2 separate regions of the Homo sapiens genome follow, and region 2 is linked to region 1. Evidence: chromatin contacts called from ENCODE Hi-C data. All regions are on one chromosome and are shown on one strand. The core of a region is the stretch at or near the end of the contact, and the rest is flanking DNA. Distances in the headings are between cores, read along the strand shown.

Region 1 (3,552 bases), core at 929-3,428:
AAGGGTTTGGTTGGTTTAAAGAACTGCCTTATTTGTTTTTCAACTGAGCATCAGAAAACCATAGAAAACTGCGATTACATTATATTCAAAACTACTTATTCTGTACAAATACAGATCAGTTTTCAACGAAAAGTACTAAAACTGACCACTTACTTCCCTCAGTGAAAATAAAATAAAAATACAAGTATCTTGTTTTCCACGCAGACTTCAGGGTATTAGAGCACTGAGTATTTTCATTAGTTATCCAAACTACCTTTTTTCTCTATGCAAAGGTATTTTCCTATTAGGAGTAGTGGCCACTCAGGAATCAAAATGAGTGTTAGTAGATTTTAAACTCAAATCTAGAAACCACTTTCAATTCCTAGTCCTCTTCTCCCATACAAAACCTCAAAGATGTAAGTACCACATAACATTAGAATCAAAGGCCATAAAAACCAAAAAACCAACCCACCACACCAGCAGAATCTGAGCCCCAAGGTTAAACTAAAAAGAAAAAACAAAAAACAAAACCATTCACAGCACACTGTACATAGAATTTATTTGTTTGCCTCATACATTAAAAAATCGGAATAGTGCAATTACCTACAAATAATTTCAATCTTCTCATTCGCGAGTTGCAAAGTTTAAAGAGAAACTTTAAATTGCTTTGGGTTTACGTTTTTAAAGACACACTCAGATTTACTAAGAGAGCATATCAGAAACCAGATCTAAAATGTTAAGGCATAAACTTTAATTATCAGGTCTACTTCTTCTGCCCCTCTAATGCCAGTTCTGCAGATCGCTCACACCACTCCAACCTACAGCTAAAGAATGAAGTAAAACAGGTACACACTAAATTTGGCATTTAACTGCTGAAAGAAGTGTTAGAATTTTTTAGGGTGAAAAAGTTATCTGTATCAATTATCTTACACAATTCCACTCCTTCCTTCAAGAAAAGGAATCCAATGGCTTAGCTCTTTCCCAACCTTTAAAATGCATCGCGGTCCACCCCACTCCCCTCAATTCCTTCTAGGAAAATGTGAAACTAACGGTTTCCGTGGTGGCCGCGCCGGCCGGGCGCCGAGGCTTCGCGGGCTGTCCCCAGGCAGCGCCCCGGAAAACAAAGGGGATTCCCAGCCATTGTCCTCCGCGGCGCTGAGCATCACCAGCACTAGCAAGGCAGTAGCTTGCGCAGTTATCTCCACAGCGGGCAATGTCACAACCCGACCAACAGCACAAACTACTACCTCAGCCAGGGCCATGGTGTCGGGGAGGCACGGGACCACGCGGAGGGCAGCAAAGCGGCTCCGGCGCTCCTCCGTCCTTCCTCGCCGCCGACGTCGGCCCGCCGCCCCTTCTTTTCCTTTGCCTTCCCCCCGCGCCGCGCCCGGAGACCCCGCCCAGCACCCAGCGGCTCGGCTACTCCCGGCGCGCCCCGAGAGCTACGGGGATGAGAGGCGGCGCCGGCGCCCGGGTGATACAGCCGGCGTTCTGTACGTCAGCCACCGCTCTGAAGAGAGAAAAGCGGCGGTGTCCTGCGGAGAGAGCCGCTCCCTCCACTGCCCGAGGGGAGCGCGTCGCCTCAGCCGCTCGAAAGCAGGAAATGGGCGGCAAAAGCGCAGTCAGACACCAACTGGTTCTGGACTGCCCCCGAGAGGCAGCGAGCAGCGCTCCCGCGCTTCGCCCGCTAGGAGCTGCCGCCACGTCCCGAGCTGCGCCGCTCGCGCCCCTCCCTGCTCCGAGTCCCCGGTGGGGGCTGGGCTGCGGCCGAGTCCGGTACCCGGGCCCCCACCCGCGCCGCGCTGTCGAACCCGCCGCCGGCCCGCTCTCGGCGCCGATAATCGCCGGCGGGCATCCCGCAGAGGCTGCCGCCGGCTCCGCCAAACAGCAGCCAAGGCATAGCCGGGAAGTCCCCAGGCCACCCGTTCCCCAGCACCCTTCGGGGAATTCCCGTTCAGCTCTACAGGAGGCGAAAACGGAACAAACGAAAACCCCTTAACAGTGAAACCGGGCCCGGCGATGGCCCGGGTGGCGACTGCGACGACTCGACGCGTGCGGACACAAGACCCGTCTCGCGCTCCGCTGCTCCTGTGCGTCCGGACGAACCTTAGAGATCACTTAAGGAGGCTCGCGCGCTACTCCTCACCACGTGACCGCCCCGCCAGGCCGCCCCCCGCGCCGCCATCTTACATCCGGGACAGAGGCGGCGTCCCCTTTCCCTGCCTTGGCAGGCGTCAGCGTGCTACCAGAAATCAGCCCTGAAAGAGGGGACCCCGATTCCACGTCACCAGAGTGCTGAGGCAGCGGGCGATGCCCTCCATCGGCTCAGCGGGGGGGAGTGGAGTCCCAAACTTTTTTCGGCCTTTGCCCGCAAAGAAGATGGCGGCGCATATCGCCGCCTAAGCGGACACGTTGTACCCTGGCCGTGGTTTGAAGTTTCCGGCACCTCCTTTCCCAACCAGCAAGGACACAACCATACGAGCCCCACCCACGCGGGGTGGCTGCCGTGCTACATTCCGCAGAAAACAGGCGGGAAAGCTGCGGCACAGCCCGCTTTAAACGCAAGCTTTTGGGACTTCTGGTTTTGGCTTTTTCTTTTTAAGCCAAGTTAGGGAGAAGGCTGACTGCCATGGAGCCACTTCTGCTTTTGGCCCAGACAACTTACGGGATTTTTTTTTTCCTCCCATTTAGAGATTTTTTGTAGGAAGTTAACAAATTATTTTAAAGAAGTAGTTAGGGCTTGTCAGATAAAATACAGGACGCCCAGTTAAATTGGAATTTCAGATAACCAGTGTTTTGGCATATGTGTGTTACATATATTTTTAAAATTGTTTATCTGATATTCCAATTTAACTGCACATTCTCAATTTTTAATGACTGTATCTGGCAACCCTATCAGCCTTTACCCCTGAAAATCCAGACTGCTTATGACAAAAGTAAGGAATGGAGGGAAATGAAAAGCATGTTTACCTACAACTTAGAATTGTCTTTGCCCAGACTTTGATCCTTCATGGAGGCCAGAGGGCCGTGGTCTAGAACAAAATTTGGCAGCAACTCATAAAGATATCCTTGTATAATTCCCTTTCTGGCAAAGTAAGATTTTTTTTTTCTTAAGCTATCACGATGTAATTTTGGACAACAGATCCTCTTGGCCAAGAGTTTAATTGCAAATTAAAAATTAAATAACTGGCTTTTTGTTTCTATTCTACATGGTATAGGCGATGGGACCCAAACAATTTCTTAAAGTAGAAGTTTTCAAGTTAAAAATCAGCCTGCCTGACATATTTCATAAGAACATTTTTAGGTGCATATTCAGAAACTATTTCCAATTAAGAATATTTGTGTAAACATAATACATTTGCAGTTAAATGCTTTACCTGACAAAGCATAAACTCACCTATCAATCACTAAGCATAAACTCAAAGCAAAAACTCAATCACACCATAAACTCATCTATCAATCACTTACCAGAAAGTCTGTAGAAACTTCACACCATCCTTCCTTGATAAGCAAAGATTGGACTGCCATGGGAATCAACCCTCACTGCTCATTGACTGCGCAGTGGATCAGATT
Region 2 (3,778 bases), core at 311-2,810, 7.8 Mb before region 1:
TTTCGAGACCAATAGAAGTTGTCAGAGAAGTCATATTAGGTACATTTCACTGAAGGTTTTCTATTTTCAGCAAGTTTTACTGTTCTCCAGACGACTCCTGACTGTCCCTAAACACAAAGGGTAACTAGGCTCCCTGTAGACTCTTTTGAGAATCTATTTCATGAAAACTAGGAGCCCTCTGTACTTCCCAAAATGGACCCGCAATATTCCACATTTGATTCCGGGTCGTTTGTCAAGCCACAAAAGCTTATCTTTGAACCCCAAGTTGAAAATGCCTATGTAGAGCGAAAAGGTGAGGAACTCTCTCACAACTTTCGAGAGTCCCCTCGACCTTTCAAGGAAGGTCATTCCATCTGAGTTCTAGATGAGACCAGCTGAAGCTCGGACCTTGACCGTGAGCTGGAGTAGGTGGATCCCCGCTAACCACTGGCTTTAAATGGAGGAAAAGTTAACTTTCTTGGCTCCTTGCACTTCTCCAAACCCAGTCCGGTAGGCGCAGGACCCGGACTGGGTCGAGGCCTCAAAATCTGAGACCAGGCAAGACAGGTTTTAAAGTAAGCCTCTGGGCACCACTGGTCGCCGCGCGTAAACCCACCTGAAAAGACCGGAGCCCTGGGGCTCCCTGATGTAGTCATTCCTGGTTTGAGCACAGCCTGCGCCACCTGGTCTCCTCCTAGCAATGCGAGCACACGCCGAACCCTCCCCGCGCGGAGTCTAACACCGACGCTGCCTCCAAACCTCCCTCGCGGGGAGCCCCTGGGTGCGCGGGGCGTTCTTACCTTGGGGTTGGTCAGGAGCTGGTGCTCGTCGCTGTGCAGCAGCGCCCTAGAGTTGGACTCAGAGTTGTTCACGTAGACCTGGACGCAGGGGTACTGCGAGGTGCCCCTGCAGTCGGCGCCACAGGTGAAGGTGCACTCGAACACCTCGCCGATCTGCTGCACCGACAGCACCGTGCAATTGGCCTCCGTGGCTTGCAGATCCTGCAGCGCGGGACTCAGCCAGCAGAAGCCGAAGATGAAGAGCGACACGACGCCGGAGATGATGAGAAACAAGCCGAGCCGGATGCTCTTGTCCTCGGCTTCCGTGTACTCGTAAGCCACCCGGAGCTTCGCCATCGCCCCCCACTCTCGGCGGCTGGCGTGCTCCCCCCGCCCCCTCCCGCCCCCGGCGCCGAGCCCGACTGCCTCGGGCGGGAGGAGCCGCCGCCGCCACCGCCGCCGCCGCGCGACAGCAGGGGAGTGGGCGGCGAGGGGGAGCGCGCGAGAACAAAGGGGCCGAGGCCAGCGACGCCCCCGGCGGCGGCGGCGGCAGCGCCCCCCAGCCCCCCAGCCGCCGCCTGGGCCCCGCGGTGCAGCAGCCGCTTCAGAGCCTCCTGCACCCTCGGGCGCGGGGAGCGCACGGACCGCTCCAGCTTCCAGCGCCCCCTGCCAGCCTCCGCCCCCGCACTCTCCCCGCCTCCCCCACCCCGCCTCCTCTCGTCGGGTGTCTCTCTGTCTCCATCGCCCGCTGGCCGCTACTCCGCTGACTCGCCCGGCAGCTGCCCCAAGGCTAGGAGTGTCTGAGCTGGGGCGAGCCCGGGGGCTCCCCCGTGCAGGAGGAGGCTCCGCCCCGCCCCGTCCGCAGCAGACCCGGGCCCTTCCGCCCCGCCCCGCTCCGCCCCGCCCCGCCCGGGGGCGTCTCCTTTGGGCGAGGGGCTGACGGGCACAAGCGACAGCGGCGACTTGCAATCGGAATCTTCGCTCACTCCCCTTAGAGGGACGTCCGAGATGAAAGATTAAGATCAATTTAGCTTAACCGGAGGGAAGTTAAAATAATAATAATAATAAGAGGGGAGGGTGGAGTTCAAGTGGAGCGGCGGGAATCTTGAACTCCAAACGAGTACTGGTCACCTGCAGGGAGAGCGGCCAGGCTCCGGGCGCACCCCGGGAAGCGGGCACGGGTGGCGGTGTGGGAGGACACGAGCCGCCCAGGCCGGGCGGATCGAGGTGAAAGCCCCAGGCTAGCGGTGTGCGCTGGGAGGTCCCCGGGGACGACTGAATCGCAGGTTCCCATGCCACGGGCGGGCTGGCGCGCGGTGGTGCCGGAGGCGTGACCCAGCCGCGCCCACGCCGCCAGCGGCTGCGCCCAAGGGAGCGCAGTAACCGTCCAGTCCCAGGACTTGGGCCTCCTAACCGTCTTGGCGCAGACCCGCGCCCCCTGACCCTGCTGAGGCCGGGAGGGCTGCAGGATTGGAGTTAAACAAGCTGAGTCAGGTGGAGTTTGCTGTGGAGGCAATGTGCGTGGGGGCAGGAGGCTGGACGAAGGAAACTTGCTGCTTAGGTCGTCGGTGACCCTTGTGGCAACTTAGGTCTCTGGCAGCCGAGTTGACCCCAACTTGATTTGCCCCCATGGCTGGGGCTGACTGAGACCAAAGGAAAAAGGTGGAGAGCTTTGCAGCCTGGAAAGAAATACCACTTTACCCATCAGAAAAGTACTCTTGCTTTGGGGCTCGCAAGAACAGAATCATTTCTGTCGTTTCCCTCCTTAGGAGTCTTGCCACCCCTGACCCGCCCCAGGATTTGTAGATGAGGTTTCCAGGAGCGCTGCTTAAAGCGACAGCGCCGGGCAGACCCACTTTGGGACAGGTACTGTTTCTAGACCTGTGTTCTGCTCTTAATTCTTGCCGTTGCTCCCTCCTCCCCCAATTACGCTAACAATGCTTCAGCCTCTATTGTTTTCGCGACCTTTTTAAAGTTAGAATGACCTTTTCCCAAACTACACTTTTATCATAAAATCAAACTTGAGAACTATTTATATGTACATTTCGAAGAATAAAATCAGAATATTAACTTCCTTGCAAACTACATAAACTTTTTTTGTTTGCTTGTAAGTCTCAAATGAATAAACTCTTAATTATGTTCCTGATGAATACGGAAACATGGAATCATGGAATTCTTGACTTCTCTTTCCTGGACTTCAAATGTTACTTAACTGGTATTGAGTACCTTTCGACTGCAGTTCTGATAACGTTATTTTGAAGCACTACATTATGACAGGTAACAAGTATTTCCCAGCAATGGGCAAATTAATTACAGGAAGATCCTAAGTGTCTTTTTCTCAATAAATTAAGAAGATGTAGAGTTTGAAAAACGTCCAAATTAGGAAGATGCTTTGTTCTCTAATACCTTTCAGGTTTTGAGATTTTCTTTTTTTAATTTAAATGTAAGAATTGTATTCTTTTCCTGTTAGCATAAAGACAATTGTGATTACATTGCTTAAAAGTGAGTTTAATAATTGAAATAGCATAACCGAAAATCACAAATCTTCAATCTGAATCTTTTTCCTATTGCAGGAAAAATAAAAAACATAGGAAATAATCTTTTTTTTCTATTGTTATAATCTTCTTTTCCAAGAAAGGAAAAGCTATGTCTAAGATCTGAAGCAATGATGAACAAATAACAAGATACAATTATTCTAGCTCAGTATGTTGAGGAACTGAAATGAGGCAGAATTAATTCCTATTAATGCACAGCAGTTGGGGGACTACCAATAATTTAATGAATATGGTTCGTTTTTCAATGATTCCAGAGCTCAAAGTCTTCTGTGAATGAAACCTCTGCCTCAAAACTGAAGTACGGTGGTCTAAGTCTAGGGAACAAAATCAGAAAATTCTATCTTATTTTAACTGAAATTCTTGAAGTTTTAAAATTCATTTTCTTTCAGTTCTGCATTTAGTCAATTTCTTTCTTGGCAATTATTCTTAAAGTATTTAAAGAAACTTGTGTCTTCTGTTCTCTAG

Evidence for each region. A loop is a pair of places that touch in the nucleus more often than their neighbours do. Pooled maps may share reads with other maps.
Region 2: a loop to region 1 is called in a pooled map, with 12 times the contacts of the local background. The contact joins the promoter of KCNMB4 here to the promoter of MIRLET7IHG in region 1. A Hi-C loop is called at or near these places in 3 of 50 pooled maps.

The regions. Positions count from the first base shown.
Region 1 is chr12:62,601,369-62,604,920 of GRCh38, reverse strand. It overlaps MIRLET7IHG (MIRLET7I host gene), which reads right to left and starts at 2,178. Exons shown (of 2, transcript NR_186001.1): 1 at 2,086-2,178. It overlaps LINC01465 (long intergenic non-protein coding RNA 1465), which reads left to right and starts at 1,487. Exons shown (of 1, transcript NR_121682.1): 1 at 1,487-3,170. It overlaps MIRLET7I (microRNA let-7i), which reads right to left and starts at 1,235; the gene lies at 1,152-1,235. RefSeq lists enhancers at 795-1,316, 1,317-1,838, 1,945-2,134, 2,215-2,324, 1,839-2,360 and 1 more and silencers at 1,165-1,464, 1,555-1,864.
Region 2 is chr12:70,364,072-70,367,849 of GRCh38, reverse strand. KCNMB4 (potassium calcium-activated channel subfamily M regulatory beta subunit 4) reads right to left here and starts at 1,560. Exons shown (of 3, transcript NM_014505.6): 1 at 780-1,560. The coding sequence starts at 1,115. RefSeq lists a silencer at 1,505-1,744.